4 separate regions of the Mus musculus genome follow, and all the other regions are linked to region 4. The links are chromatin loops, found by intact Hi-C in ENCODE. Cell type or tissue: left cerebral cortex. All regions are shown on one strand.

Region 1 (8,000 bases), 1.2 Mb before region 4:
TGTCGAGAAGAATTTCTTTTCTGGTCCAGTCTATTTTGGAGTTCTGTAGGCTTCTTTTATGTTCATGGGCATCTCTTTCTTTACGTTAGGGAAGTTTTCTTCTATAATTTTGTTGAAGATATTTACTGGCCCTTTAAATTGAAAACCTTCATTCTCATCTATTTCTATTATCTGTAGGTTTGGTCTTCTCATTGTGTCCTGGATTTCCTGGATGTTTTGAGTTAGTATCTTTTTGCATTTTGCATTTTCTTTGATTGTTGTGTCCATGTTTTCTATGGAATCTTCTGCACCTGAGATTCTGTCTTCCATCTCTTATACTCTGTTGTTGATGCTCACATTTATGGTTCCTGACTTCTTTCCTAGAATTTCTATCTCCTGAGTTGTCTCTGTTTGGGTTTTCTTTATTGTTTCTACTTCCATTTTTAGATCTTGGATGGTTTTGTTCAATTCCATTACCTGTTTGGTTGTGTTTCCCTGTAATACTTTAAGGGATTTTTGTGTTTCCTCTTTAAGGACTTCTACCTGTTTAGCAATGTTTTCCTGTAATTCTTTGAGGGAGTTTTATGCTTCCTCTTTAAGGACTTCTACATGTTTAGCAGTGCTCTCGTGTATTTCTTTAAATGAGTTATTAATGCCCTTCTTAAAATCCTCTACCAGCATCACTAGATATGATTTTAATTCCAAATCTTGCTTTTCAGGTGTGTTGGGGTATCCAGGACTCTTTGTGGTGGGAGTATTGGGTTCTGATGATGCCCAGTGGTCTTGATTTTTGTTAGTAAGATTATTACATTTGCCTTTCACGATCCAGTAATCTCTGGTGTTAGATGTTCTAGCTGTCTCTGGCTAGGGATTGTACCTCCTGTGATTATGTTAGCCTCTGTCAGCACTCCTTGGAGTCCAATTCTCTCCTGAGTTCCAGTGGTCAGAGCACTCTCTGCAGGCAAGCTCTCCTCTTGCAGGGAAGGTGCACAGAGGTCTCTAGCTCAGATCTGCCTCCTAGCTGAAGTTGAAGGCCCGATGGGACCCTGTCCAAGAAGTTCTGTTGTTTCTGTGGCCTGAGTGCTCTCCTGGGATGACTCGTCTCTGAGAGACCCGAGATATAAGATGGTGCTCTCACTTGAGTCCCGGGGTCAGAGCCGTCTCTGGAGGCTGACTCTCCTCAGTGACCCTAAGATCCTCGGCATGCCAGAGCTCATGTTGCATGGAGAGTTCTCTGGGGATTATGGGACCATCTGCCGAGTTTGTGCCCAAGGTGGCCCAGGGCTGGCACTGACCAGAAAGACGCCAGTGCCTTCTTGTCCTGGCTACATGCCTTCCTGACTTGTAGTACAAGCTCTTCCTATTGTTCTTCCTTTCGTGACACATGAGAATGACAGTAATATAATTTTATCACTAAAGTACATATAAAGATGACTGAGTCTAAGTGTGCACATTTCACAGAGCCAGACATGTTATAAATGCATAATAACAGACAAATATTGTTAGCTTTTCATTGTTACAATAGATACTTGTAATAATCAATCTACAAAGACTTGTCTGAGGTCCATTGGTCCTATTGTATTGGGGCATGTAGTAGCTAAACACAGTGGAGACACAACTGGAGAACAAAAATCTTTCACCATACAGCAAGAATGAGAAAAGACAAAATTAAAGAATAATAATAAAAAAAGAGAACATGATCTTGAATCCCTTTCAATGACTTAAAACCTACCCAACATATGAAGTCAGCTATAGCAAAAAGACTACCTTTGAGTTACAGATAATGAAACTTAGCTTTGGAGGGGTTGAAAACTTTCCAGGCAGAGAAGAATTCAAACCCCAGCCTCTCCAATAGTCAAGTCCATACATATTTCCACTCTACCTACCTCAATGTATTGTTCATAATAGCAAAAGATTTGAGAAACAAACTAAAAAGTAAAAAAAAATTAATGGTGAAACCAACTCTGAAACTTGTACATGATGAAATACCAGTTAGTATATACATCCCTTGAAATCCAAGTAAACAGACCCTGAAGCTGCTCTGTGATGCAGAAATATAAAGCACCAGCTCCAGAGACTCCCTGCGGCTCATATACAATGCCAACACTGATCAACCCAGAAACTTCTGTCCTGTGGAGCCCTTCCCACTTCAACTCATGTGTTACTGTGGTTCTGAAAATTGAGGTCTCTCGGGGAGAATGACTTCTCTCTCATACTTGTAAGAGGCCAGGTTGGTTGCCTTGTCTGAAATCTCTATGTTACACCCCTTCTCCAGGAATTCTGTGATATCATCCTAGGTGTATTGTCATGTCACAGCACTTACTAGAGCAAATGTAATTCACTGAGCGGCAAATGTCTTTCTTCTATCTTGTGTGTAATGGAACTTAAGCACATTCTCTGTTTCATCATTTGCCCAGTTCCATAGATTGGTACAGTGTGAGTCAGTATTTTGTAGTAACAACAGCTAACGTTCCCTAAGAGTATGTGATGTACTTAGACCTGGATAAAAAAGCATTTTGTGCAGTCTGAAAGACTGAATGAACAGAAAGGCTAATTCAGAAAGTTACTGTTGCCCTCCACAGCATCATACACTGGTCAGAGGGGCAGCAGAAGAAATACAGCTCAGGGTATAGAGGTGAGTCCTGACCCAATAAGCAGGATGTAAAGGAGGGAAGATGGAGCTTGGTTACATAAGCTCCCTAATCCCTTTTTGGCTTCATATGAAAAATGAGTATTAGCATTACCTCATGAAGTTTAGGGCAGGTTTGTACATATATAAATTCTTATGTGCAGGCTACATGTATATTAGTCTCTTAAATATTTCTGGTGAGATAAAGGAAGTGCTCTGAACTCAACAATAGACAGAGAGATCAAATGTCAAAACTATGTGCCCTGCTTTTCTTTTCTCTCTCCATGGTCTCAATAAGTAGCCTACGCTGGTCTCAAATTCCCATTGTCTTGCCTTACCTTCCTGGAAGCTAATATTATAGGCCTTTGCCTAACTAATACATGCCATTTCTACAATCTTACATCAGCGAGAGGGGGGGAAGGAGAGAAGAGAGGGGGGAGAGGGGGGAGAGGGGGGGGAGGGGGAGAGAGGGGAGAGGGGGAGAGAGGGGAGAGAGGGGAGACGGGGGAGAGAGGGGTCGGGGGGAGAGGGGGGAGAGGGGAAAGAGGGAAGAGAGGAGAGAGAGGAGAGAGAGGAGAGAATATGAATGAATGAATGAATGAATGAATGACTCCTGCTCAGCTAGCTCTCTCTTTTTGTGCAATCCAGGACCTCACTGTTCACACGTGGTCAGGCTAGAATCCGCCTAGATTTTATTACTGAGGAGAATCAAATGAATGAATTCACCCCAACCCTTAGGGCAGTACACAAAGGGCTGAATCATTTATTTGTGCTCCGCATTGTGCAATAACATAGACTTTCCACTAGGGGGCAAGCATGGTTCACTCATTTTAAACACTAATAGGGAACAGTGTAGAGATCTGAGCACTTTCTCTTATAAGTCAGACCCACAGCGGCTGCAGTGGAAAACAGGTTTCCAAAACAGTAGACACCAAACAGACCATTATTATCTTTGTAGTTCATGAGCTGAGTTGTATTTTACTTAGAGGTATAATTGGATCCCACACAATTGTGCCTCTCACATTTCAGGTGTGTCTTCCTACCTGAACTAACATGATTCTAGGAAGTCCTTCTAGGTGTGTTCAGAGACTTTCAGTCTTGCACACAATAAACCCCAAGTGGTGAAGAACCTCTCACTTGCTGTTGGGCTTACAGTGTCCAGTGTTGGGAAATATTTTCTTCTAGAACAAAGTGAAGTGATGGGGAAATGTTCAAATTAGTATTTTGAATCTTGTAGCCCATCCCAGAACAATTGTTTTCATAAACAATGCAGCTGCCTTCACATTGGTAGACACCTGTGCCTGCAGCATTGTGTCCTGGACAACTTACATCAAGCAAGAGAAACACAAAGGCATGGCTTACACACACCCATGAAGAAAACCCAAACTCCTGTGAGTTCACCTCTTCGTGCCTATCCATTTAAAGATATTTTATCTTAAAACTAGAGATGTGATGCTTATGGAAACTGACTCACTTGTGCAATTATCTAAGTTGCACACTCTATCAGCTGAGATTTCCAGTGAGCATTCTTTATGTTTGAAAGATGTCAAACTACGCTATTCAAATGCACATGTTGGGCAAATATCTAAATGAACCAGTGAGGCAATAGCACAGAGAGAAATAGCTTAAAAGTTTTGTTTCCTATGTTTCTATGTTGAAGCCTGGGAGTTTGAATGAAAAAATACAATAAAATTTAGGTGTCATAGTTAATACTGATTTTCAATCTGGAGTCACTGAAAATACATGTCGCTAAGCGCGTCTTGAGGGGGTTTCTAGATCAAGCAAATTAAGGATAGAAAGACCCACCCTAAATATGTCTGGAACTATTCTAGGGTAGAGTTCATTCATAACACAAAACCAGCAAGCTAGCTGGATAGCAGCGTCCATCTCTCTCTGCTCCCTAGCTGTTGGTGCACCATGGCCAGCTGCCTTCTGTTCCTTCTCCCGTGCCTTTCTCACTAAGATGGACCATACCCCTGAGTGTGAGTCCTCTCTCCCCTGCTTGCTTCTTAAAAGGTGATTTATCACTTCCCAACAATTAAGAAACCTTTCTTACCAAACTGGAGGTCATATTGGCAAATACGGTCCTTTTATGTGAGTGGCATTTATAATACTGCATGTATTACAGAATGCAAATTTTTAAACAAAATAATTTCTGAAAAATTAAATATTTTTAGAATATAAAGTAATTCTGAATCAAAAAATTAGTAATCTGGTATAATATTCTGTTTTAATAAACCCCAAAACATAGGTAAATAAATATGTAAGCCCCACTCATATAATAAGAGTAATTTTCACTAGTGGAAACACTTAGCTAAATTTAAGTAAATTAACAGCCAACAGTATTCTTACAAGGAGCTATTTTAACATGGCTAGGAGTAGACTTGTACAATGTAAACTGGAGTTGGCTCAGTCTGTCCTGGAGGACCCACACAGACCAGAGTTATGGGTTCTGGGGCACTTGAAAGCCGTGGATAGGAAATCAAAACATAGAGCCTATATACGTCCTAGCTCTGCTGCGTACCGCATCAAGACTCCGATAAGAAGTGACACTTGCCAGTTTTCTTGTGTGTAATGTTTGGGTCATGATGCAGTGCCCTGACAAGAACACACAGAGAAAGGTGTAGTTTCACAAGTGCTCCTGATGCCACTGAGATGGCAAATTAGCAAACATGACGCTTTCTCTCTGGCAGCACTGGATGTCAAACACATGCGTGTTCAGAACCCTCGGAGACACACTTGAGACCGTTTAGCAGTCGGGCCCTGTCCCTATTCCAGCCTTATCTTCTACAACTGTGTAGAAGGCTGGAATCTTGGTAGGCCTGCTTCCTGTCTGTTACCAATCCTATACTCATGTCCTTTCACTTGATGGAACTAAGTGACGGTTCAGACAAAGTCACACCGTTCAACGGACCTCAGGAGGGAAGTAAAGGAAGAGGTACAGAGGCTGGGGAGTAGGGGTGGGGCGTCTCACCTATTTACTAGGGCCATGGCTCATGCGCAGGAGACAACAGGGCAACAATGGGAATTGCCATTGCCAACTCCTTTAGGGGCTGGTTAGGAAGATGCCTGATTGTCAGTATTGTCGTGGGAGTCCCTTTTGGGCTGTCCACAGAGGTGCCTGACTGCTAACACTACTTTGTTCCACACAGTCCAAGTCCGCGTCCTTTCTCTACCTGACTTGTTTTACTTAATGTTACCTCTTACACACTCATCTACACATTGTCACACATATGGCTTTTCTTTCTTTCTTTCTTTCTTTCTTTCTCTCTCTCTCTCTCTCTCTCTCTCTCTCTCTCTCTTTCTTTCTTTCTTTCTTTCTTTAGAAGATGTATAGATTTAGATTCACAGGAAAGTCTGTCAAATCTTCTGGGCCAGGTGGCTGAAGATGCATGCCCCACCAACCACAGAGAAACACTGGGTGAGAGTCAAGGTTGTTAGTAAGTCTCTGCCATTTTTATAGGCTCAGCAACTGCTTGGTCAGCACTTCCTGCTTACTCAGATGAAATTTATCCTTCTCGAGTCTCCAATGGGGTTGAAGACTAGTTGTAGTTTTATCAGTTTATCAGTCACAACCACTTTACTTATCTTCATAGGTAACATTCAGACCACAGGTTTCATTCTCCTAGAGCTACATGTCTGCCTTACAATTTTCCTTGTTACCAGATTCAGAAAAGAGAAACTCAAAAAAGTGGTGTGAAGCATTCAAAGGTTGGAAGACATAAAAACTTAAATTGTGAAGAATTTAAGAATGTATTTTAGGGTGTAGGAAGATGCTTTAAAGCTGGAAAATGCAAGTTAAGAAAGTTGGAGAATGTGAACTCTTAAGTTATAAGAAGGTATTTTAAGGTTGGTAAATGAAAGTTGTGAAGGTTAGAGGATGGAATGCTTAAGTGGTGATAAGAAAATTATTTAAGGGATATATGCTTCAGATTTCTTTCCCTTGCTAATCTGACCCAAACCCTGTACAGAACTTTGAACACACAAGATAGGAGAGATGGTGGAGTACTTTCTCCAAAGTTGCCAAATACAAATAGACTGGCCATTATGAATATAATTCTTACCCAGATAGTTCTCATAATTGTCCTTATTGTATATAGTGTACTGATGTTAAGAGATAAAGCCATTTCTTAGACTAAAAAGGGGAGATGTTGGGATGACCTATACCCACATATATTGTATCAAATGGCTATGTAGGTATGGCTCTGTATTTTCAGTTGTTAAATGCTTTGCTGGCTGGATCTTTGGTATTGTCCTTTCTGTGCTTTGTTGCCTGCTTTCTATATATATGTAAGTATTTGTCACTCCCTCGCCTGCCCAAAAAGAGGATTCTCTGAGATTATCATGTTCAAAAGCAAGCAGCCGTGGTGAAGATTAAGTAGCCCTCAATGCCAAAAAGCAACAAAGAGGGATGGACCAGGTGCTGTTCTAATGCTGATTGATTCTGACTGGATGGATAAGGAACTGGGCTTTCTGTAAAATAAAGAGCAGGCAGTGAGACTGGGCTAAAACAACCAGGCACACCAAGGAGAAGATGAAAGAAGCAGGCAGTACAAGGTAGAGCAGTGAGAGCCACATGGAACGGCAGAGAAGACAAATTAAGTTAGGAGGCTAGCTGAGAGACTGCCCCAACAAACAGGCTAACGGCTTTAAACTATATAGATGTCTCTATGTCTTCATTATATTAAACTTCAAGTGGGACCCCAAAAGTCCTGCAATACCTGAGTACAGACACCACACATTCTTAATTTTTTCCACCATCAGTGAGTCCTTGGGTTTCTACTTCTTGACTATAATGATTATCACAAACAATATGAGCATGCCAATTGTTTCTTTAATACACAATTAGTTCCACTGGATGTGTCTATAAATAGGATTGTTCTTTGATTTTGTTTGTTTTAGAAAACTAAACTTTTCTGCAGTGGCTCTATCACTGTACAACTACCCATGTCATGTTTGAGTTGTCTTTTCTCCAAGCTCTCGTCAATATTATGATTTCTAGTTTATCCAAAGATAGCTTTTTTTAATAGTACAAGGTCAGTATCATTGTGGTATTGTTAGGTAAAGAGTGGTGATATGGAATTAGATAATAAATAAATTCTGGGGCTCTAATGCACAATACAGGTGTTATGGGTGGGTTAAGTAATTTGATTGGGTAATCATTATGTAATCAATATTTCTATCAATCACCACATTATATAATCAAAATATATTTGATCTTTGTCAATTAAATACTTTACAGAAATGACAAATGAGTGAATGAATGGTAAAATAAACAATGCTATGTTACTAAAATCAAGACACCTCATTCCCAGGCAGAATATATATTCTCTTCTGTTGACCATCATAGCTGTATGGAGCCTATTATGTAATTTTTTACATGTCAACACTC
Region 2 (8,000 bases), 1.1 Mb before region 4:
GTGGTTGTGAGCCACCATGTGGTTGCTGGGATTTGAACTTCGGACCTTTGGAAGAGCAGTCGGGTGCTCTTACCCACTGAGCCATCTCACCAGCCCTGTCTCACACTCTCTTTGCCTGATATTCTCTTTATCTGCACATCTGTTGCTCACATTCAAAACCCATCTTCTTTCAAAACTAAAGAGTAGTATCAACATTTCTGTGTCCTGAAGTCTCAACCAAGTTCATGGTAAGTTGTTACATGATGTTAGTTTGAGGTTAATATCCACATATATGCGTATGTTTATTTCTTTGAATATAATATGTAATTATGTGATACTCATATACATATGGAAACAAGGATAGATAGACAGACAGTCAGGTGATAGACAAACAGACAGAAAAATGATAGATATGGATAGATAAGAGAAAAAGAGGGCAAAGAAAAAAGACAGGAAAATTCTTCAACAGAAGCCGATATTCTGACTAAGCAGGTCTCCAGGGCTTAGCTGTGGATTTTGATAAATAAAATAAGAACACCTTTTCACACCCTGGAAAATTTTGTCTCATTAATACAACAAGGATATGCATGAGCTGTTATTACCATGCTGCTGCTGGAGTTGACAATTAAATGCCTCTGAGATTTCTGCAGTTATTTTTCTTTCCTATCCAGTAGCTGCTACCAGGATTTCCCATGGGCAAAATCCTTCATCTTGGTTAGGAATTATGTCCTCCAGGATTTCATCATTTATTTGCATGTTAATAAAAATTCAAGAAGAGACAGGATAAATTCTAAAAGAGTGGTTGACATGTTATCCTACTTCAGAAGAGAGAAAGCCATCTTCCTCAGGGTTCCAGGAGGAGAAAGACAGATGGTGGCATCTTAATATCTTCTGACTTACCAGTGAGATTCAACTCTATCCTTGTCCTCTCCTGCAGCTCAAACATCTATGAAGGGGACGAGACCTCCCTGTTCACACTGCATCACAAACATGAATCCATCCTGTTCACTACAAGTCATTATTCCATGTGAGTGTGGTCACTCCCCCTTATGTGAAAATCTTATGGGTAAAACTCAGTTCTTAAAATGTTTAACAGATTTACAGAGGTCTTAAATTTTAAGGTTTTATATTTTACACTGAGTTTGAAACAATACACTCGATTTGGCTCACTGAATTGTCAGTCAGGCAATCTGTTCCCATGCTCCTGTGAGACCCTTTATTCTTCCTCCCTCAAGATTCATTCTCATGCTAAACTTGAGAGCCATTGTTACTCTGGAATGGAGAAAACAGAAGGTGCTGAAGAAAGAGGAAAGAACAAGGGAGTTTTGGGGGAATAGATCTTTTAATTTTTTCTTAAGTTTGTGTGTATTTCCCCTCTTAAATTGCTTTCTTTATGAATAAATCCACTTTACCTTATTTTCATACCTGTTGTAGTTAATATACCTGGGCTATACAACAGCGCTTTTTTATTAGAAGCTCAATTCAAGGATGTGAAGAACTGTTTCAACTGGTGCTGGAGTGCTTGGTAGACAATCAAAAGTACCCAAGTTAAAGTCCTAGCACCCACAAAAATAAATAAATAAATAAATAAATAAATAAATAAATAAATAAAACCCGTTCCTCCAGATCTGAGAAAAGCATATCCTTAGAACTTGCTGTCCAGCAAGCAATGAGCTTAAGGTTCAGTGAGAGACACTCTCTTAAAAATAAACTGGCCAGAGACAGAGGAAGATGCCTGGCATCCTTCTTTGGCCTCCACATGGCATTCCCTTGCATCCCACACGCCTATAAACCACACCTCCACCACAATAAACCTCTTATGCCATCTTTGTTTTTCAATTTAGAATCTACCTTCCTCTCCATCTACCCAACACCCACACTGTCCCTCAGGGTGTGTGTGTGTGTGTGTGTGTGTGTGTGTGTGTGTGTGTGTGTGTGGTATATGCAGCATGTGTTTTTCCAACCATAGGCATATGCCAAGTAATGAGACTCCAACCAGACAAGTACAAGGTGCATTCTAAAATAGCAGTATCCTTCAGAGTCAGAGCACAGCCATGGTCAACCCATGCACATTAGGTAGGGGAGCCAAGGAATAAATACTGAAATGCTCCTTTCCTCTTATTACCCAAGCTCTCCCAAGCTTAGACTCAATAGAGCTAAAGGAGGCAGTTTATAAAGGTTGGCTGGTAAAGCATGGCACCGTGGGGCAGGAAGGATCCCTAAGCCCAAGGAGCAGATGGGGCATACATACTGGCTTCAGAACATTTTTCAAAGGGAGTCTACAAAAAGCAGCAACGATATTACCTTCTCACTGGGGCTGCTAACTTCCAGTGATCAACTGCCTCCCTAGCACTTCACAGAAATTACCTCATGTGTTATGTCCTGTATTTGCCTGGTGTGATTGCATCAGGAACAGAGGCACTGTCTCATACCCTGTGTCTTTTCAACACCCAATAGATAGTGACCATCCACAGCACGTACCAGAAGAGCATATTGACTGAATACATATCTTATGTGCTAGCATCAACAAAATGTTTTGTGTTCATGTTGTGAAAGGCTTTTTTATTAAGTGGAGAATAAACATATTCTTGCAGATATGCCCCTGGCATTGTGTTTGTTTCAGGTGACAATCTCATTCTTGTTTTGCGTTTGTAAAATATATATAGATTTTCAGGGTATAGAATCTTGCTATGTTTATGAATGCAAAGATCTCCCTGTTGTGTGCATCTGTAATTTGTTCTCCATTAAAAAATGAGACCCCGTAGAGAAATTAGTTCATGATGAAGAATCCAACCATATCCCAGTTTTTCCTCTGAACTGGCCATAGAGATCTGGCTCATTCTCAAGTATGGAGATGTCTACTTGGCCTTGAAATCTACTTTTAGCCAGTCCCCCTAAATCAAAATAAGATTTGTTATTTGCAAAAGCCAACACTACATTCATTCAACAATTTGTAAAACAAGTCCATTTGCCTCAGTTTTGGTCCTAACAGTTTTCCTGGCTATGTGGAGTCTCAAGCCACTCTCCATCTATGCATGTTGCAGAGAACATCACATCTGGACTCCCTCTGCATCTCTCACCCTACTGTGTCTGCAGAGTCCTCTTCACTACTGTACTAATTGAAATAACTTGTATATCTCCTTCAAAAAAGTCAGTTAGTAAAGAGCAGAGCCCACTGGAACTGTCCACATTTGGCACTCTGCACACAAGATAGACATGATGCTGGAAGAAGGGAGACTATCCTTAGCTATTTGCTTTCTCGCCTCACAAGTAACCAAGGCTGAGTCAGCTTGACCAAGTGGTGACCATGAACTCTCAGTTGCTGTTGGGTGATAATAAAAATCCATCACGTGCTAGATACTGCAGGAACATTGTAAACACATGTGCACACTTGTGAGCATCACAGTCAGTAACGGGAACTGTATGGAATAGGTTCACAAGGATGTAGAGTGCTTATACCACTGCTTACTAACTGTCAAAATTCAGAGTCTTCACAACTTTTTTTCAAAAGGAAGAATAAGAATGGAATCTGCTTTAGTCACTGTGGTATAAAGATTGAAACAGCTCAGTGGAGTTAATATTTATGACCAATTATGCTCTGGAACACGGTACGTGCCAAAAAATATTTCATTTACCAAAGATACAAACTTGAAAATGAAGGGAGTTATCTGTTTGTCAACAAAGAGAACAGAACAAAGCATATTATGCTTAGAACTGTCAAGTTGATGTTGCTTGCACACAGGGTCTTACCTTCTCTTACAAACTAGGAGGCAGTAGTTATTACCACTTACACGGGAAGCATGATGGATTCCTATAGGCTAGTGTTGGCTTGGTGTAATTTCTTGAGCAAAAGGTGAACTTCAATTAGCTGAAGGCAGAGTTAGTCAGTGTGGACTTTGTTCTCCATTTTCCTGTCCTCTCAGTTTACCCCAGGGAGTTGAAAAAGAATAATGCCATATAGAGCCACACACTGGTCCCACACATGCCTACAGATCAGCTAGAGCTAATGACTTGACTGGCCCTTTTACTCTGCAGACATGCCACACTGACAATGCCTCATTCACAAGGTGGCTCCCAAGGAGCATGCGACTGACTACTGTAAAGCCAGCAGATGGCACTGTCTGCAGAGGTCTGCTTTGGTAATCCAACATATCTCACACTTCCTTCCTTGTTCTCTTCTATCGGGCTGAGCATTTCCCTGGTTAGCTTTCCATTTTCTGTTGGTCCTGAGATGCGTGTTACCCTCATCTACCCAAGGCTTGTAACTAACACACTGTTGTTGATGCAAATGAATATAACTTTTATCTGATTAGAGCTCTCAGGGAAGGAGGCTAAGGACAAGGACATCTGTAGTACAAACAAGTTTCCTGTGAAGGGGATCCTGGCGACTGGGCACTCAGAAATTATACTGTCTGCCAATGTCCAAGTTTTCTTTCTATTGCTATAATAAACATCATGACCAAAAGTAACTTGGGCAGTAACCAAATCAGATCTTGGAAGAATGCTTCTTACTGACTTGGTTTATATAGCTTGCTTAGCCTGCTTTCATATACATGCCAGAACTTCCTCTCAGAGATGAGGATACCCAAAGCTGGTTGGTTCCTTTGACATTACTCATTAATCAAGAAAATGCCCTTGCAGATTTGCCTACTACATGTCAGTCTGATGGAGGCATTTTCTCACTTGAGGTTTACTCTTCCCCAGTGACCCTAGCTTGTGATAAGTTGCCAAAAACCTAACTGGCACAACCAGGACAAAGACAGCTCCATGAAAGGCACATCATAGACATCCATTATCAGAGTTGTGCCATTCTGTGCTGGTGGGGATTATCAACTTTTCACTGTTGTGAGAAGGGATCTAAGACCAAGAAGAAATGGGAAAACAAGGACTCTGACAGTTCAACAAGATCAGAAACTTCAAATAGCCAAGATCAAGATAGGAGGCAGGCTATTGTTATTTTACTTCTGTTATCTGTTACAGATTACCAAACCCTTGGTATCTTAAACCACAATAATTCATCATCACATATCTAAAAACCAAGAACCTAAAAAGTACCCCATGAGCCTAAAAAACACCTGCCGATATGGGTTTAGCCAATTTTGAAGTTTTGGGGAAAGAATCCCTTTGCCTGCCTTCTCCACTTTGGAGTGACTGTTCAGATGCTGTGCTTTGTGGCTCCTTGCTTCTTCAAGAGCCTTCCCAGATGGTGAGATCTGTCTCACAACACAGCACTTTGACTCTGGTCCCTGTGTCTCCACTTATCAACTTTAGTGATAAGTGGATATTTAGTGATAAGTGGATAAGTGGTCTCTGGATATTTCAGAACAGTCTTATCTAAGAGTCACATGTTTAATAACCTTAATTCTATTTGCAATGTTAGTTTCTGGTTTTGATAGAATGTAAGTTATCTGAGAGTGTTGGAAATCTGCTGGTATATAATATAATATCAAACGGTGGTGGGATTATTTTATCTACCTCATCCAAATTCAAAATAATGTAAACTATTACATTGTAACGCTATTAATCCAAACCCTTCTTGAAGGTATTTATTTTCTTTCATTTACAACATTACATGTCTTATTTAACATGATGAGATTTATGTTCCTTTGTGTGTGGTGCTAGAAGTAGAATCCAAGATTCTTTGTGTGTTCTGCCACTGGGCTACACCCTGATCCAAGATGGCAATTTTTAATTTCACCCACATAAGTATTTGTTCCAAACAAAAACAAATTCCTGTTCAGATGGTGCCAAGGAAAATCAGTCTCTCGTTTCATTACACTTGGGGATAGAAAAGAATGAGCAGAGCCCATGGTCATTAGGCGCTTTTGAGCCCCTGCTGCACCTCCCTGGACTTCAGCAGAGGTACTTCTGAGTGCAAAGGAAAATTCCAGTCTCCAGACACTGATGTAATACAGTTTAAACAAAAATGGCAAGGTATTAGACTGTGGTAGCCTAGAATCTATTAATGCTTTGTAAGGCATATAGAATATTTTTCTTTTATACTCAGTGGCCTGTATGTGTGGCTATGTGTGTAGGCCAAACATTATCTACATAAATTAGTTCTCTGCCAGATCTTTTGAGACAAGGTCTTTCACTGAGCTTTGAGAAGACTGTTCGGTCACTGAGCCTCTGTGGTTCACCAGGAACATTCTCTCTGGTACTGGGATGACAGGCTTGTTATGTTTACAATAACTCTTGCTTTTCTTCTTGGGTATAAACGCACGATCGATCTCTTGTTTGTGCTGCAAGCACTTTACCGACGCAGCTTTCTCCCTAGGCTCCTATGTGACTTTAAAATTTGAATTTGAGTGGGTTAATATTTAAAATTATAGAACTCAAACTTTTTTCCAGAAAATCATTAGGTGATACCTGCTTGGAAATGCTGTCCACTCTGCTTTCTGACACGCCTACAGGGGGTGTGTAGACAGGAGGATGTATAAACTGGAGGATGTATAGATACGAAGATGTAGAGACAGGTGAATATATAAAATGAAACATGTATAGACAGGGGGATATATCTCCATCAGGATTCTACTGCTTCTTGTACCTGGCAGGACCAGGGTTGGAATCTGTGTTCTGAGCCAGTTTCTTGGGGCACCACTGTACAATGTATTTAGGATACCAGAGACTGGGTGATTGATTGATTGATTGATTGATTGATTGATTTATTTATTTATTTATTTATTTAATCTATCTGTCTATCTATCTATCTATCTATCTGTCTGTCTGTCTGTCTGTCTGTCTGTCTATCTTATGTGTATGGGCATTTGGCCTACATGTATAGAGACTGGATAATTTATAAAGAAGAATTTATGTTTCTCAGGACTTCTAGAAGCACAAATTCAAGGGGGCAGATTTATCGGATGGGATTTCTGTGTCCTCAACTGGGAGAAGATCGAGGGGAATGCTCTCCTGAGCATCCATTTTGCTGTTTTAAACATCCTTCATTTATCCATCTACTCTGTTTTTATCAGACCCCTAAATATGTCACACATTCACTTTGTGGCTAATGCTGGAAACCCCAGCACACTGCATAACATCTACAGAAACACTACACACAGTGGGAGCAGGGAAACAGCTCATTCTTAGAAGCTCTGTAAGGAAAGGTGGGCTATGGGCAGGTGAGTGCTGGATGACATTTAAAAGGAGCCTGGAGTCTGCAGCTGCAGAGAGACCTTGTCATATCCCAGAAGATGAACTACACTCAGGCAAGGCCACTTGTGCTGCTCCAACATTGAAGGGGCAGAGCAGGTTCATTCTCAGATGCTTGCGCATAAAGTCTAAATTCATGTCCCAGGCACAGCCCACAGGAGCCCAGGGTGAGTGTTACTAATTTCCCTCTCAAATCTCTCATGTTCCTGTTTCAGAACTTCCCTCACAGAAGTATCTGCTTTCTCCTGTTCAGAACAAAGCAGCAGATAGGATTGTAAACAAATTCAACCCTTTAGAGGGTCATTCTCACCCCAGCCTGGTGCTGGGAAAACACAAAAACACACACAAAAGAGATGGTTTGGTAGCTTTTCAGAAGCCTAAAAGGTCAGGATGTAATGATTTTTCAAGTAAAAAATCAGTTAAAAATAATAAAAGTATTTGAACATTTTTTTTTTGCCCGTTAAAGCATCGTGTTCCTAACATTAGAAACCATGCATCGTATAATCTTCCCGAGGAGGTTATGACTCAGATCAAATTTTATTCTTGTCTTGTGGATAGGAGGTTATGACTCAGATCAAGTTTTATTCTTGTCTTGTGGATGTTATGTCAATCTGTCAAATTATAGAAATAATAATGTATTAAAAAAAGTAAAACAACATGAAGAGGAACAAGAGGGTAATGGAAACCTGTGACATGAAGGCAGTAGGGGACCTAGGTGGGAGGAAGGCAGAGGAAGAGAGGGACAAATAGGAGCATATTAATGAAAATACAGGAATGAAACCCATTACTTGCTATTTGGAAGGCAAAAGAACCAGGAAGAGGAGGTTTGGGAGGAAGGCTCACCTTCTGCCTATTCTGATTCACTTCCT
Region 3 (8,000 bases), 840 kb before region 4:
ATAGATAATACATTGATAGATATGTGATAGAATAGATGATAGATATAGATAATAGGCAAATAAGAGATAATAGATTGATAGATGACAGATAGATACATTGTAGATAGAAAGATGATAGATGTAAACATGTATCTATATCTGCATAGATATATGCATACTCATATACATGTATACATAAACAGACAGACATAGAAACAGTAAGAGACATAACTCAGAGATTAAGCACGCATACTACTCTAGCAGAGAATCTGAGCTTGGTATCACAAAACACATCAGGAGTTTCACAACCACATGCAACCCTATCTCCAAAAGATCCAACACCCTCTTCTGGTTTCTATAGGCACATACACTTGTGTGCAGATACTCTCCCCAAACACACGCATATACATATAATTTTTAAAATCTTTATAAGGTCTTAAAAAGAAGGAGTTGGAGTAAGGGATGAGTACAAGTGAAGACCAATGTTATGTGTGTATAAAGAGGTCACAGTGAAACCTTTTATGCCGAATATTTAAAAAAATAGAGAAAAATAAATAAAATTAAACATATAAACCTTTAGGGGCTAGTCCATAGATTTATGAGACCTCCTGTCTCTTGAGACCCAAGGCAACCACCTTCTTTCTAGGAGGTGACAGGTTTATGACTGCAAAACAGGGCAATGCCATCCATCACATACTTAGTAACATTCATTGTTATGTCCCTTCATACGAGTTATAGAACTCCCCCTTTTAGGAATGGAATAAGACAGATTCGATACTTATTTTTTCTTCAGACACTTGCATAAAAAAAGGTAAATCACCAACAGTATACAATAATTAACTCATACTTCATTCTAATACCCATTATTCTACTGAGTAAGCACCGCTAATATTCAGGAAAGAAAGCTAGACTGCAGTCTGGAACAGATAAATCTTTCAAGGGAGTTGAAAATGAGCACAGTTACATCCATTGCCATGTGTGCCCCAATTCATTATGAAAGCCACACAGAGAGAAGAAATCACATTCCTGGACTCGGTTGGCCCCATGAACCCCCCCCCCCAACATATGGACTTACTCAAATGCAGCCAATCCCCAGCTGTCAAGCTGTACTCTCTGCTTACGCTGGCTTTCTTTGTTCTCAGAATACAGGCAGCACCATGGTCTGCTGTTCAGTGGCTCTCACGGCTACTTTTCACTGTTCTCCCATCCTACCCCCAAAAGACCACCATAAAAGTGATGGGATGAAGCACTCTACTATTGTGACTGTCAATCACTGCCAGATGCTATGTGATAATGTTTAGGTATCTGGTGATCTGGACACTTTCTACATCTGTGGTGATACCTAGTTGTGTGAGTTTCAGCAAGCTCTTATTTGTATCCATTACTAAGACATTTGAATAGACATGTCCAGTGTTTGTTTGTTTGTTTATGTCTCTTGCTAAAAAGACATATCAATTATTCTTATCTGTAATATCTCTGTAATACACACACACACACACACACGCGTGTGTGTGTGTGTGTGTGTGTGTGTGTGTGTGTATGTGTGTTCAAAAAATTTTAAAGCATCTGGGATGTTTAGCTTGGGGATATTGCTATTAAGAAAGCTGGGAACAAGACATGGATATTATGGGACTATAAATAACAGTATAATATTTTGTACACATACACACAATGATCTTGCATGATATATAGGTCTGTATGTTTGGGATGTTTGGGCTTTTTTGAGACAAGATAAAATAGAAAATGTTTTAGGCTTTGCATGTTAAAGTCTTCTTCTAATGTATTATAAACATAGCCATGACAGTCTATGGACATAATTGTGTCCCAATGAAATTATAAGTAATCACTACAGATTAATTTAGAAAGAGCCTGGATCGCCAGCCCTATCTACGTTATCACATACCATATGGCAACCACTGGCAGTGGGGACTGCAGAATGCCTTATGCCAACAGATTTATAGAATTTTTCCTCTCTTCTATCAGAAACGAGAGCCATGGACAGAATCATTACCCTATCATTACCCAGAATCATTTCATAAAACCAACAAAAAAAAGTCACTGCTCATTCTCAGCAGTGACATACAAAATCATTTGAAACCTCAGCTAATTGCATTGTTCCATTTCGTCTGAGAGAAGAGACCAAGCTGTCTGGGGCTCCTAGCACAGCCTACTGGTTACTGTTATCTATAGTCCCAAAAGAGGCATGCCTTGTTCCCAGCTTGCTTGGTAGCAGCAGCCTCAAGCTAAACACCCCAGATGCTTTAAAAAGAAAATCTTTCTGAACATGAAACGTAAAGCTGATATTTACAGCTTCAGAAGACTTATTTCCAGTAGAGGTGGACTTCTGCCCTAGCTTAGCATCCCCAAGAGAGCTCTCTGCCTGCCCCACTCCCTCAAATCATTGAGTACCACAAAGAGGTCCACAAAGAGATGTGGAGAGGAAATGAAATTGTGCTTCTGCCCTACTCTTTAGGTTTATTTTGGCGAATCTGTGCTTGTTTTCATTTCCAGGTACCAACCTGACACGATCCATAAGCCTGGCTGTATAACAACCACTCCTCTGTCTCAGCAGAGCACACAGCCATCAGAAAGACAAACTAGAAGCCTTATTTATGGCATGGCCGAGCTCCTTAGGGTGCTGTGAATTCTATGTCACAGTCTCATTCCAAAGCTCCTGTTTAGTTCTTGACACGCTCACATACTTATGTCTTGACCCATCCCAGAGGACTTCAGGGGCTTCACAGCTCAGAGCTTCTTTGTAACTGTATTTATCATGGTCACTGCCCCATCCCACTAACGTTTGCTCAGTAGACCAGGCCCCACCAGACACCATGGCTAGACATCAGTTCAACCTTTTATACAGTCAATACTTGACATCACTCTAGAAACTAGAGACAGCACAGGAAAATAAACAGAGACTACTGCTGCCCTCACAGCCTGAGACACCCAAGGAGAGAGGCAGATCAATGAAAGACAGTAAATGCCATGATGGTTACAGAGAAGGAGGTGGGGTCATAGTGTGATGTGGATGAATGTAAATCAGAGTACACAGAGGGGACACCTTCCACAGGTGCATTTGAGACAAAATAAGGATAGAAACAAATAGTTGCATGGAGGTCTATGATAGAGGATCCCAGAAGGTGCTCCTTGGTGAGTGGATCCATGGGTAATTGAATGGGGGAGGGGCAGGGAGAGAAGCACTGAGAGGGAGGCAAGGCATGTGCTCTCTTGCAAGTCAAAGCAAAAGACCCAGTTTTCTGTCTCTGACAAAGACACAAACTCACTCCTAAAAAGTTAGTCATTATCTTGACTCACCAGTAATATGGTCATGACTGCTAATACTCAATTATACTGTTGTTGAGTGGGTTTATCTGGGTTCTAAATAATTAAGATCTGTAGTAATCAGCAGTGTGTATTTGTCTTCATTTCCTGTTGCAAGGCCCTGAGAAGGCAACGTGTATATATGAGGGGAAGGAAGACCTGAACTGCATGAACTGTTAAAAGTTATGATGGCTGACCTATAGGGTATAATCCCAGAAGGCAGAATGCAGGAGACAGGGCAGCAGGGAGTCTGGGAAAGATGTGAGGGAAGGGAGCAAGTTTCGGGGCATGCTGTATTAAATGATTAGGGATCTTTGGGTGGTACCCATGCTTTGCAATATAGCTGTTCCATCTACAGTTCGTCTTCTGAGATAGGGTGGTAAAAACAAAGAGCAGACTGGGGAACAATCCAAACACTCTTTCTCACAGGACTGAATGGAGCAGAACAGCCTTCTAGAAGTCCCAGTGGGTATATGACTTGTGGATGTTCATTGCTTCTGCAACTCTGGAGTAGATGAACAGAAAGAAAAGATTTGATAGATGCCAAGACACAGACAGTCTTTACTAAGGTGGCACATAGGGTACCCATAGGGGCAGGTCAGAAGGAGAACAGGGTTAGTGAGTTAGAAAAATTGACATATGTATCACTGAACAAAAAAAAACAAATGAATAAAAACAAAAACGAATAAACAAACACCGCATACTTCGTATACTTCATGACAAGGCTCAATTTATCCTCTGTAATTACCCACAACTTCTATAGTTCACAGAAGAACTTTAGAATGAGTAATCGCCATGATATTGATCTGAGAAGTAATCTAATTGTTTGATCCCACCCACAGACCAGTATGCCATTTTTCTCCATATGTACATTTGCATGCTTCCAAATTGAATTCTGTTTCTAGACATAAAGGTTCTTTTTCTTTTTAAAGATTTATTTATTATTATATGTAAGTACACTGTGGCTATCTTCAGACACACCAGAAGAGGGCATCTGATCTCATTACAGATGGTTGTGAGCCACCATGTGGTTGCTGGGATTTGAACTCAGGACATTTGGAAGAGCCGTCAATGCTCTTACCCACTGAGCCATCTCTCTCCAGCCCCTGTAAAGATTCTAAGATGCTCCCTCATCCTAACTTTCTCCAGAATCCCATTCCCAGACAAGTCCTCAACTACCTTGCCAACTCTATTTCTTGCCCCTGGGCTACCAGGGAAGGAAAGTTCTGGGCATGGTACTTAGACGCATCACTAACGTCAGTTATACACCCATTGCTAGCCATTTGTTCTCATTTGCTTCTGTCTTCTAGCCAACCAATTTTAGTACATAAACAAACAAACAAACAAAAAGAATGGGGATTGCAAACAGAGACATTGATTTCTGCCTCCCTGGCCCTTAGGGTATGAAATTTGATAGATTTTTTTTTTCAATTAAAAAAAAAAAAAAAGACAGCAGGTGAGGCAGGCTGACTTGTTGACACTTTAGCTTCCAAATCAAACCCAGAGAAGAAGGAAAAAAGAGTAAGAAGATAACTCCATAATGAGTTACAAGAAAGTATAAGTGGAAACGAACCCCCATGGAGTTCAAAGGGACTTGTGTTTAATCAGAGAAAAACAATTCTTCATAGCCTCCGGAGCCCATGTGTTGTGTAAAGAAGCTGAGCCATGGGATGGATTGGGCATGCGAGCCTGCTTGCATTGTATTATTATTTTTTTTTCTTCCTTTGTTTGCAACTAGTGTTCAAAGAAAATTGAAGTACAAGACAGACCCTTCAGGGTCTGAAGCAGGTCAGACCCACTAATTAAGATTGTCATGAAAGGCAGCTTCGTGTTCTGAGCACAATTCCAAGTGGCCCATCAAGCAGAGGTACTGAGTGACAACAGAACGCCTTTATTCCATGGGCTCCAGGATTTCACTGTTCTGCTGTTCCGATGACTCTCTAGTGCACTTGACAGGGCCTCAAAGCTGCCTCCTTTCCTGGAGGACGGGAAGGCCGAGTTAGCAAGGTGGAGAGAATCCCTTACTTTTGCAAAAGCACTCTCCTCCTGAACCCACTCACAGACGATTCTGTCTGCTTCTTTACCTGAAGGTCACATGCATGGCCAAATCCCCATCTCATTAATTATAACTCTTGGCAAGCCATTAAAAATCTCATTTCATTTTACCATTCACCCTCCCTTTTAACTGACTTTCCATAATTATAATTCTATTTTTGATATACTAGCCCTATTAAATTTAATGCCATACAGAGATTTGAGAACTCCTCAAGTAAAGATGAATTCTGCACTGTGTCTACTGAAGGCTAAAAGGGAACTTGCTTAGGACCGTGACATGGGCAAAACTGCTGTGCATTCTATTTTCATACAGAGAGGGAGGAAGGTCTGGTTAATTACATATGGTCAGTATAATAATACAGCCCTTGTGCGATGACTATAATTAGCCAAAACTGTCTTCACAAACAAACCAACCAAGCTGATGACTCCAGCCTGCGTTTGTTATTTCTTCTCTTAGCAGTTATAAACATTTCTATTTTTGTTCTTTTTAAAGCATAAACATGACTACAGTAAAGATGTTTGGGGTCACGGGGTCCTGACAATGTTGCGTTACCCTTGCTGGACAATGATTAGCTTTCTCTTCAAATGCTGCTCCCACCAAGGGGATCAGGTCATGAAAAGAAGTTGGGGAGAGCTGTTGGAGAGAAGTAGCCCTTAACCAAGCACACAGAGGTGAAAGGCTCCAGGAGAGAGACTTCCTGTGGTGATGTGAGCATGCAGATACCCAGGGGACAGTCAGAGAGGAATGCAACCTGAACTGCTTTGAAGAGAACACTGTCTTTCAAGCTCACATACACCGCTAATGTTATTTGACCAGGTGTTACATGGTATGGTACTGATGGATAACAGAAAAAAATTCTAGTCTCTCTTATTTTGGGGTGTGGGGGTAGGAAAGAGTTTATTTAGCTTACATGTCCTGAACAGTGCCCATCACTGAGGGAAGTCAGGGCAGGAACTCAAGCTAGAGACAGAGGTAAAAACTACAGAGGAAGGCTGCTTACTGGCTTGCTCTCTCTAGAGCTCTCAATTTACTTTGTACATACCCAGGACCACCTGCCTAGGTATAGCACTACGCACAGTAGGTTGGGCCTTCATCCATTAATCAATCAAAGAAATGTCTCACAGACCTGCCCACAGATAGTCCCAGCTGATGGAGGCAATTCCTCAACTAAGGGTCTTTTGTAGGCTTAGCTTTTTCAACCTACTTTATTAAGGGATCTCAAACACTTTGACTCCCCTCCCCAGTTCTAGCCCACCATCTAAAGGTAGGGATAAAAAGATGGTAAATACAACAAGAGGATGCGGACCTGTTTAGAAGTAGTTCCTTGGGGGTGACTCTAATCTCTGTTTGTCAGGATACCAGGAGTCCAGTACAGTAGTGTCAGGATACCAAACATGAATTAGCAGTGGCAGCACTATTCAGCAGAAACAGGCAGGCCTCCACTGAATCTGTGCCAGTCAGTGGGAGCAACCAGGACTAGTGTGAATGCCAGGAGAAGTTCTCTCAAAGTGGAAATCAGTGAAGATGAAGAGTTGAAGAGTTGCTAGCTATGCAAGCACCCGGTAACTGTCAGTCGTCTCCCTATTTCTAAAGTCAAATTTCTAATGCATTATTTGGTCAGGGAAGATGAGCACTGCTCTTTCCAGGACTTTCAGTGACACTGTCCTGAAGACATAGATGGTCCTGAACGTATTTCAGTGACACTCTACTAACATGCAAGCACAGTACTCTTGTTAGAAGCCTTTAACATACACCTCTCCTCTGTACTGCCATGATGTTGGCTTAGGCCATCCTTATTTCTCATCACACACTGGGCACCTGCATGAAACCAAAAATAACTTCCTTAGTGCCATGGCCCTCTCTCTGGCTCCCTACCCTTGTAATGCTACCACAGCATTCTTATGCTGAAACTTCCCCAAACTCTACTCACATGGCTTCTTAAACCCAATCCTTCTCATTAACACCCAGTGGATTCCTTTGTCCAATTACATCAAGTACTTCAAGGCCAGAGAACACGGAGAGATTCCTTCACCCTCTCTTCCCTTTATGCAGCGTTCCATAATCTTTTGTTCAGATACCTCCTAGAATGGCAGTTGCCATAGATAGACTGTACACATTTATCTGAACAAGAGATAGAAAGAGAGGCAGAGAGACAGATACTTCCCAATACACATAAAGAGTCTAAACCTTGTCTGGAACATAGGATTCCATTTAGCTGTTCAGACATTTTGTCATTTTTCATAAAGAAAAAAGGAACTGCCAAGTCAAGCTTACCCAATAAATAATATGACTAACAAGTGCCACAAACAGGCACCCAATTCAGCTGCATTTAAAGAGCAAGTTGTAGGGATGGCTTAGTGGTTAGAAAAGAGTATATAGTTCTCTGGCAGAGAACCTAAGTTTGCTATCCAGATCCCAAGCTGATTAGTTACAACTGCCTGCAGCTCTGGCTTCAGGGGAGCCAATGCCTCTAATTTCCCCAGCAAACATGGCACTCACATCCAAAATCTCTTTGCCACACACTCACAGGTAAATAAAATGAAATCTTTAAGGAATGAGGGAACACTGGCTGTCTCATTGTCTATCTGAGTGCATGCGGATGACTAGACAGACATTAGTCAGGAAGTGCCTGCTGTATGAGCAA
Region 4 (8,000 bases):
GTAATCAAGAATCCCCAACTGGTCCTCTTTGAACTGTCGGATTCCAGACTCGTAGGAAGAACAGGGCCCGCCTGTCTTTCTTCCTCAGGCGTTCCTAGATTTGAGCCATCATTGGGGGAAAGCAGAAACACTTGGAGCACACACTAGAAAGCCAAGGCTGCATCTTCTCAGCAGCCCTTCTCACACTGACTCGTGCTGCGTGTGTGTGTGTGTGTGTGTGTGTGTGTGTGTGTGTGTGTGTGTGAGAGAGAGAGAGAGAGAGTGTGTGTGTGTGTGTATGAGAGAGAGAGTGTGTGTGTGTGTGTGTCTGTGTGTCTGTGTGTGTGTGTGTGTTCGAGTGTGTGTATGAGTGTTAGTGTGTGTGTACGTGTGTGTGCGTGCACGCACGTGTGTGTGCATGTGTGAGCGAGTGTTCAAGTGTGTGAGTGTTCAAGTGTGTGTATGAGAGTGTGGAGGGTGTGTGAGAGTGTGTGTGTGTGTGTGTGTGTGTGTGTGTGAGAGAGAGAGAGAGTGTGTGTATGTGTGTGTGTGTTCCAGTGTGTGTATGAGTGTTAGTGTGTGTACGTGTGTGAGAGAGTGTGTGAGTGTGTGAGAGTATTCAAGTGTGTGTATGAGAGTGTGGAGGGTGTGTGAGAGTGTGTGTGTGTGTGTGTGTGTGTGAGAGAGAGAGAGAGAGAGTGTATGTGTGTGTGTATGTGTTCGAGTGTGTGTATGAGTGTTAGTGTGTGTACATGTGTGTGCATGCACGCACGTGTGTGTGTGTGTGAGAGAGTGTGTGAGTGTGTGAGAGTATTCAAGTGTGTGTATGAGAGTGTGGAGGGTGTGTGAGAGTGTGTGTGTGTGTGTGTGAGAGAGAGAGAGAGAGAGAGAGAGAGAGAGTGTATGTGTGTGTGTATGTGTTCGAGTGTGTGTATGAGTGTTAGTGTGTGTACATGTGTGTGCATGCACGCACGTGTGTGTGTGTGAGAGAGTGTGTGAGTGTGTGAGAGTGTTCAAGTGTATGTATGAGAGTGTGGAGGGTGTGTGAGAGTGTGTTTTGTGTGTGTGTGTGTGTCCCCACAGAGGCCAGAACAGGGTATCAGATTCTCTGGAGTTGGAGTCTCAGGTGACTGTGGCTGCCTGACATTGTTAATGGGAACCAACCTTGAGTCCTCTGTAAGAGCAGCAAGTATTCTTAACCCCTGAGCAACCTCTCCAGCCCCACTAATCCCTTCTAAAGGACAAGTTCACTGAATGCTGTATAAAATTCTACAATGACTTCTAAATCCCACTGGCAAAATTAAAGTGATTTGGGAAAGTTCTTCAATACTAAAGAAAGATTAAAATCTTTCCAATGTACTGACTTAGTGTGTCTAGGACTCTCGTAATTAATGTGTTATCTTAGTATCCATTATTGCAAGTTTTAATCATAAAACTCCACATTTTAATAGTCTGATCAAAGAAAGCGTCAGCTTGGAAACCCAGTGTTTTTAGGCTTTACTAGGACAGAATTAATACAAATACAATTTGTCCATTTAATGTGTACAGTTCAACGGGTTTTAGTATAAGTGTGTGTGAGCCTCATCAGTCAATTATAGAAGATTTTTACTGCCCAAGAACTCCTCTATCCTTCAGCTGTCTTCTCCCCATCCACCCTCTGCCACCCACCCTAAGTACCACTACGTTTAGTCTCTACTTCCTCAACTTCGGACTTACACTAATTGTCTTCAAAGGTGACTTATATCAACTAGCTTGCAAAGGCCAGGGAGAGCTCAGTGGGCAGAGTGCTTGCTGTTCAGATTCCCAGCACCCATGGAAAAGACAGGCGCAACCACAGCACTGGAAGGTGATGACAAATCCCAGAAGCTGGCTGTCAAGCCAGCCTCGCAAAAACAGGCAAGGTCGGTGAGTGACCATCCCAAAAAAATTAAGTGGACTACAACAGAAATACCTACATCAAACTGTGGCCTACATGAGTACACATATGGAACTCCTGCACACACACAGGACCATGCAAATATACACATAAATATGCACACACATACAGTATGTGGTCTCTCACCATCTTACTACACTTAAAATGATATCCTCTGGATTCATCCATGTTGCTCCTAACCAGTACCTTACAGATGAACCTAAGTATTATTATTTAAATAAGAATTTTTTCTGGGGGGCTGGCGAGATGGCTCAGCCGGTAAGAGCACTGACTGCTCTTCCAAAGATCCCGAGTTCAAATTCCAGCAACCACATGGTGGCTCACAACCACCAGTAATCAGATCTGACACCCTCTTCTGGTGCATCCAAAGTCAGCTACAGTGTACTTATGTATAATAATAAATAAATCCCTTTTTTAAAAAAAGAAAGAATTCTTTCTGTCATAGACAGATCATACTGTATCAATTTGGGCTACGACAGTTAAACACAAATCAGATGGCCCAAGGTCTGCCTCACCTGTAGACACATGCACAAAGCCAGAAGGTAGACAATAATGACGCCCCGGTCTCCAGGGTCTCCCAGCTGGCCTTTGAGTTGTAGAAACCAACTGAGGCAAAGACGTGTCAGCCTATGTATGAGCATCTGAAGGAATACAGGGGAAAGGAAACTAGGAATCTGAACTGAGGGCAAAAGCATCGAACCACTGGGCCCGTGCAAGCAAGAAGAGTGGGAGCGGAGCAGCCGCCTGACTGGAAGGCGGTCTGTGACCCACGTGGGAATCTGCTCGCTCCTGCACCACGTGGGACCGAGACCTAGCACAAGCGGTCAGGCTTGGCAACAAGCGCCTTTACTTGCCGTGCCATCCTTGAAGTCTTTCTTGAACCTAGCTTGATGTCCACCAACAGTGGAATGGATACAGTGTGGTGTACATACACACAGAGCTTTATTCAACTGTAAACTAATGACTCAGAACCATCATGTTTTCGCTCAGATGCAGAATCTTGTTGTATACAAGTGTGTGTGCTGTGTTGAGAGGGAAGACCAGGAGGAGAGAGGATAATGAGGACAGCTTATAGGTCAATGGCAAGGTACAATTACATATATATATATGAATGAAAATGTCACAATGAAACCTTGTTTGTGTTAACTTTAAAAACCTTGTCCTGACATAATGTCAATCTGTGTCATGTAACAGCACAGACCTGAAAGCTAGCCTACTGTCATACAGGTTATATGCACTCTAATTTTGAGTACCTAATAAAAACAGACAATACGGCAGGGACAGTTTCTGTTCTGTGGGGTACGAGTGGAGAGACTGGAAACTCGTCACAAATAAATCCGAGCTTATAAAATGAATCGTGATTTCTGGCAGACGTACCGTGCAGTTACCCTTACGGGGTATCTTTCTAACAGCAAAACGCTGAGAACAAGAGACTCTGAGCACCAGCCGGTGCTACTTTGTCTCCACCTACAGTACACGCGCGGGGAAGGCCCAGGATCTGTGTAACCTGGGAAGTTAAGGACAAATACTATGTGCTGACGACCAGGCACGTCCAGCAACCTTGTGAAGTAGGCATTATCATTATTATTATTATTATTGTTTTTGTTGCTATTATTTTGTCATTATTGTTGTTGTTATTGCTGTTATTATTGTTATTATTATTATTATTATTATTATCTTTGCAGACAAGAAAACAAAGCTACAGGCTCAATAGCTTCCAAGCAGCAGCTCGTCCACCGCAGGGTGGATTCCAGCCGACCTAGGATCGGGCTGAGCAGTGAGTCTTGTGCACGGAGGTGCGGACAGCAGCCCCCAGCAAGCACTGTGGTAGCCACGACCGGCGCGGGACGGAGAGCACCGCAGCCACGCGCGCCCGATCCCCACAAGCGCCCGCGCCACAGACAACTATATCGCCCGCCGCCAGGCCGGTCAAACCTCACCTACTCGCTCCATCGCGCGTTCCGGGGAGACCGGAAGTGGAATCTACCAACGTCTTAGAGCCCGGGCGGCAATCAAAGAAAAGAAAAATATCTTAAGGAAATAAGCTCCCCGCTGCAACTCTGGATTCAAAAACTTTGAAAACTTAAATCCTTGAATCAGTGACTACATTATGTCTAGTATTAGCATTTGTGTGCTAGACGTCGCCTTCTAAGTTTCGAACACCCCCCCCCTCGGTTCGTGGAAAACGGACGTTCCCAACAGCGGCCGATTCCAGAAGCTACTCTGCGGCGTAAAAAAAGTCACTGTTGAAAAGTAAGTCGCGGGGTCTGCACTGCGCATGCGCGGGATTCTGCGTCCTCTCGCGAGAGGGAGGTGCGGTGTGTCTCTCTTCCCGAGTGGTCCCCGCTGGTTACTGGAGGAGCGCTCGTTCTAGTTCGTCCACCATGGCGTCCGTGGGGACCCTCGCCTTCGATGAGTATGGGCGCCCCTTTCTCATTATCAAGGACCAAGATCGCAAGTCCCGTCTCATGGGGCTTGAGGCCCTCAAGGTAACGGCCCGGAACGCGAAGCCGCGGGATGAAGGGAGTGGGCCGGAGCGCTTGTGCGCCTGCGCTGGCGAGAGAGCAGCTCGGCCATGTGCTGGCCCGAAAGCTCGAGAATCTCCGGTGCCGGGGAGCCCCTTTGGGCTCTAGGGTCACATCCCCGCTCTGGCTGCGGGAGAGGGCGTAGAGGCCTTCGTCCCACGGTGGGGTAGGGAGAGCGATCCGCCGCTTCAGAGCTGGGTGGGGTCGCATCCCCAGCTCACCGGGCGGGCGAGCAGGCCTGCGCCGGTGCATCTGTAACATCTGTAAGTCGCTTGTCCCTTAGAAGCGGGGCTGTCCCGAAAGGGAGAAAACTAGTGAGAAACGTGCACAGGACAGACCGAATGGCTGCTTGTAGGAAAGGGACCGTAAAGTCCCTTGGGCCAGAAAACGCATGGTGGTGACTTTTGGAGTGGAAGGAGAGAGTTTCAGTGGAGCACAGTTGGCCGCAATTGAGGATAGTTTCCTAAAGGGAAACAAAGAAGTTACCCTGAGGGAAGGCAGAGCCGAAGTGTTGAGTCGGAAGGCATGTCTCACAGAAGGAGAGGAATAAGAAAGGCTACCCAAGAGCCGGTGCTAGGCCCCCAGAGGAGAAAGGAGTGACAGTCACTGGTGTTGCCACAAAAAGCTCAGAGGAAGGAGGGAGCCCCATTTTAGGTTGTATTGTGCCAGTCGTGCCTCCAGGTTTGAGGTGCCCTGGTTGACCTGGTGTTAGGGAAATCCCTCGGTGAGTTCTCTATCAAACCGAATTTCTGACAGGTGTTTTGGAGTGGCTGCAGAAGTGGACATAGCAACTGAGGCCTGGTAGATGCTTGGTTCTCTTTGCCTTCAGCTTGTGCGCGTTGTGTGTTGACTTGTGTACTGGCTAGTTTTGTGTCGACTTGTGTACTGGCTGGTTTTCTGTCAACTTGACACAGGATGGAATTATCACAGAGAAAGGAGCTTCAGTTGGGGAAGTACCTCCACGAAATCCAGCTGTGGGGCATTTTCTCAATTAGTGATCAAGGGGGAAAGACCCCTTGTGGGTGGTGCCATCTCTGGGCTGGTAGTCTTGATTCTATAAGAGAGCAGGCTGAGCAAGCCAGGGGAAGCAAGCCAATAAGTAACATCCCTCCATGGCCTCTGCATCAGCTCCTGCTTCCTGACTTGCTTGAGTTCCAGTCCTGACTTCCTTTGGTGATTAACAGCAATGTGGAAAGTGTATTCTGAATAAATTCTTTCCTCCCCAATTTGTGTCTTTGTCATGATGTTTTGTGCAGGTATAGAAACCCTGACTAAGACAACTTCAACCCCCTTTTTTTTTCCTGTTTCTGGGGACGTGCCAATAACAAAATTCCAACAGACAGAAAATTGACCAGTATAACTCATGTTAACAGTCCTGTTGTGCCAGCCGTTTGTGTTAACCAGATGGACTATTGCATGTGGTCCTCACTCAGGATGGGTCCTGCTTACAGAATTAGATTCTTTAGGGACAGAGTCATAGAGAAATTGCCGAGTAGAGAAGGGTCATGACTTATTCCACTTCCACCTGAGTCAAAGCTAGGTCCAGAGCCGTGAGGTTCCCCTTGGCGTTAGACCAGAGCATCTGTGGTTGGAGGCCTGTCTTGTGTATAGTGTTGGGCTGGTTCTTTGGCCTCTGCTAGTACATACCAGTTTAGCCAACCAAAAATAAGTCCTGGTGTCCAGTATCTTTGGGCACCCCAAGAGACATTTCCCTGTGATGTCTCTTGAGAAACTATGTTACCAATACATACTTTCAGGTTACATTTTAAGAGCACCAGAGTTTGCAAAGACCAAATGTACTTGCTTTGTCACCTGTCTTGGTGACAAGAGAAGTTAATGAACGTGTACTTGCACAGCTCTGAAAATGCCCAGTATTTCTGTGCTTGCAGAAGTTTATCTATCTGCATCTTGGGGTTCAGAAGATGAGTTGGAGAAACCATCAGAGAACATGGTGACCCAGGGAAAGCCTGGAGTGCTCTGAAGAAAAGGCTGTTGATTTGGTATTAAGACCCTAGAGTGGCTTTGAACCTTTAGAATCATTAGAGTCACTAGAAAATGAGGAAATTAGCATAGCGACCAAGAAATGGAGAGCATGTGGTTTTGGAATTCTTCAGGATGGTTTTGACCTGAGTTAGATGGTGATGGCAGAAGAGCATGCGTTGAAGGAAATGAGCCAGGCATGTATAGGAGCAGGGAGGGTCCTGTCAGGCCTGGACCGACCTTTACTGTCTTAGTAGTAAGTCTGTGGGAAGGTTCACAGGAATATCATGAAAGCTAATGAGCCTGAGCAGTGTGCTGTGGAGCTGGGAGTTACATTCCCAAAGTGGGGCTGAGGTTGCAGGCCTACTGGGATAGTAAGTAGCATGAGTCTTGTTAAGTGTCACGTGCTCTGGATCAGCCCCTCTGAATATCGAGGTTCTTCTGTTTCAGGGCCCCAATCTCATAGAGCTTCTGGGAGTGAGGGAGCCAAAATGACAAAAAAGCTAAAGACAGTGGTAAAAGTGTTGAGACCATATGCTTGCCATGGGAGGATCACATGACCATAATGCTGATGGGTGGTCACACTTTCCTCCTATGATTTTTATATGACACGAGGTCTAGGTGGAAATAAAAATAGGTAAACATATCAAACCTTTACTGAGAATAAATCATAAAGAACATTACTTCCAAACAACATTTGTCATATATAAACCTTTGCTATATACTAAACATGAAGTCATGTTTGCATAATAATGAGATGTGTGTGTGTTCTTTTTTGTTTGGAAGGGGTTTCTTAGATTTCGTGTGCGTGTGTGCATTGTGGTGCCGTTGGAGGCCAAAAGAGGGCATTAGATCCTCTGGAACTGGAGTATAGGCCAATTTTGAAAGCTTCGTGTGGGTGCTGGAAACTGAACCTGTATCTTCCAGAACCACAAATGTTCTTGACCATTGACCGGTCTCCTGTGCATACTAGGCAATCACTCTATCAGTGAGCTGTAGTTCCAGCCCTTACTCTGGTAGCTTCACAGCTAGTTTTGGTCTGTCATTGTTACTAGGATTTCTGACAAGAACACTTTTAAAAAGAGAGCAGTCTCCGGGTTCCATGCCTGATAGGGTTACTGTTACTAGATTCTTAACCATCTTTCAAAACTTTCCTTTTGAAAATAATGTTTGCTAAGAACGTCAACAAGGGTGACTTCCATGTGGGTTGATGTGGTACGATATTTCTCTACAGTAAACCTTGGTAAACTGAAGGTGTTAAGTGTTTATGGTTGGATTTTGTGTTTTCAGAGTTCAAAATGGTGGCAGCATACCTCCTTCCTGTAAGAGACGAAATTCACTTGACACTGAAGCTTGTAGTTGTGAATGTTACTGCTCTAGTCAGCCCTCTCTGTTGATGTAGACATTTCTAGATTTTAGGAGTTACATCCTAAATCTTTTTTTTTCCCCTGCAAATACAAACGTAAGTGCATTTGACTGTTGGGATGACATGTAACTGGGTCTTTGCTTTTCTGTTCCATTTAGTCTCACATCATGGCTGCCAAAGCTGTAGCAAACACAATGCGGACGTCACTGGGACC

The links. Hi-C counts contacts between places; a loop is a spot of excess contacts. Peaks named below come from ENCODE experiments on the same cell type or tissue, not always from the same donor. Only the 100,000 strongest peaks of a DNase experiment are listed, where the experiment ranks them.
Region 1: it touches region 4 in a loop (4-fold over the local background); 8 of 42 quality-filtered maps call a loop at or near these places.
Region 2: it touches region 4 in a loop (2.7-fold over the local background); 11 of 42 quality-filtered maps call a loop at or near these places.
Region 3: a loop joins it to region 4, with 2.6 times the contacts of the local background. A loop is called at or near these places in 7 of 42 quality-filtered maps.

Annotation. Positions count from the first base shown.
Region 1 is chr15:32,761,891-32,769,890 of GRCm38, reverse strand. All of the region lies in intron 1 of Gm41289 (predicted gene, 41289), which reads left to right. Among named protein-coding and RNA genes, the nearest start is that of Gm41289, 7.3 kb to the left of the region's middle. In left cerebral cortex, a CTCF peak has its summit at 3,410 (motif pointing right); a DNase peak (open chromatin) is centred at 3,452.
Region 2 is chr15:32,727,138-32,735,137 of GRCm38, reverse strand. No RefSeq gene overlaps it. Among named protein-coding and RNA genes, the nearest start is that of Gm41289, 42 kb to the left of the region's middle. In left cerebral cortex, a CTCF peak has its summit at 4,089 (motif pointing right); a DNase peak (open chromatin) is centred at 4,104.
Region 3 is chr15:32,440,812-32,448,811 of GRCm38, reverse strand. All of the region lies in intron 3 of Sema5a (sema domain, seven thrombospondin repeats (type 1 and type 1-like), transmembrane domain (TM) and short cytoplasmic domain, (semaphorin) 5A), which reads right to left. Among named protein-coding and RNA genes, the nearest start is that of Sema5a, 200 kb to the right of the region's middle. In left cerebral cortex, no CTCF peak of the experiment used is centred here; no DNase peak of the experiment used is centred here.
Region 4 is chr15:31,598,005-31,606,004 of GRCm38, reverse strand. Cct5 (chaperonin containing Tcp1, subunit 5 (epsilon)) reads left to right here and starts at 4,159. Exons shown (of 11, transcript NM_007637.3): 1 at 4,159-4,404; 2 at 7,945-8,000. The coding sequence starts at 4,300. It overlaps Atpsckmt (ATP synthase C subunit lysine N-methyltransferase), which reads right to left and starts at 3,889. Exons shown (of 5, transcript NM_026546.3): 1 at 3,856-3,889; 2 at 1-94. The coding sequence starts at 3,868. In left cerebral cortex, a CTCF peak has its summit at 3,380; DNase peaks (open chromatin) are centred at 3,384, 3,890, 4,197 and 5,161; H3K4me3 peaks cover 2,824 bases; H3K27ac peaks cover 1,745 bases.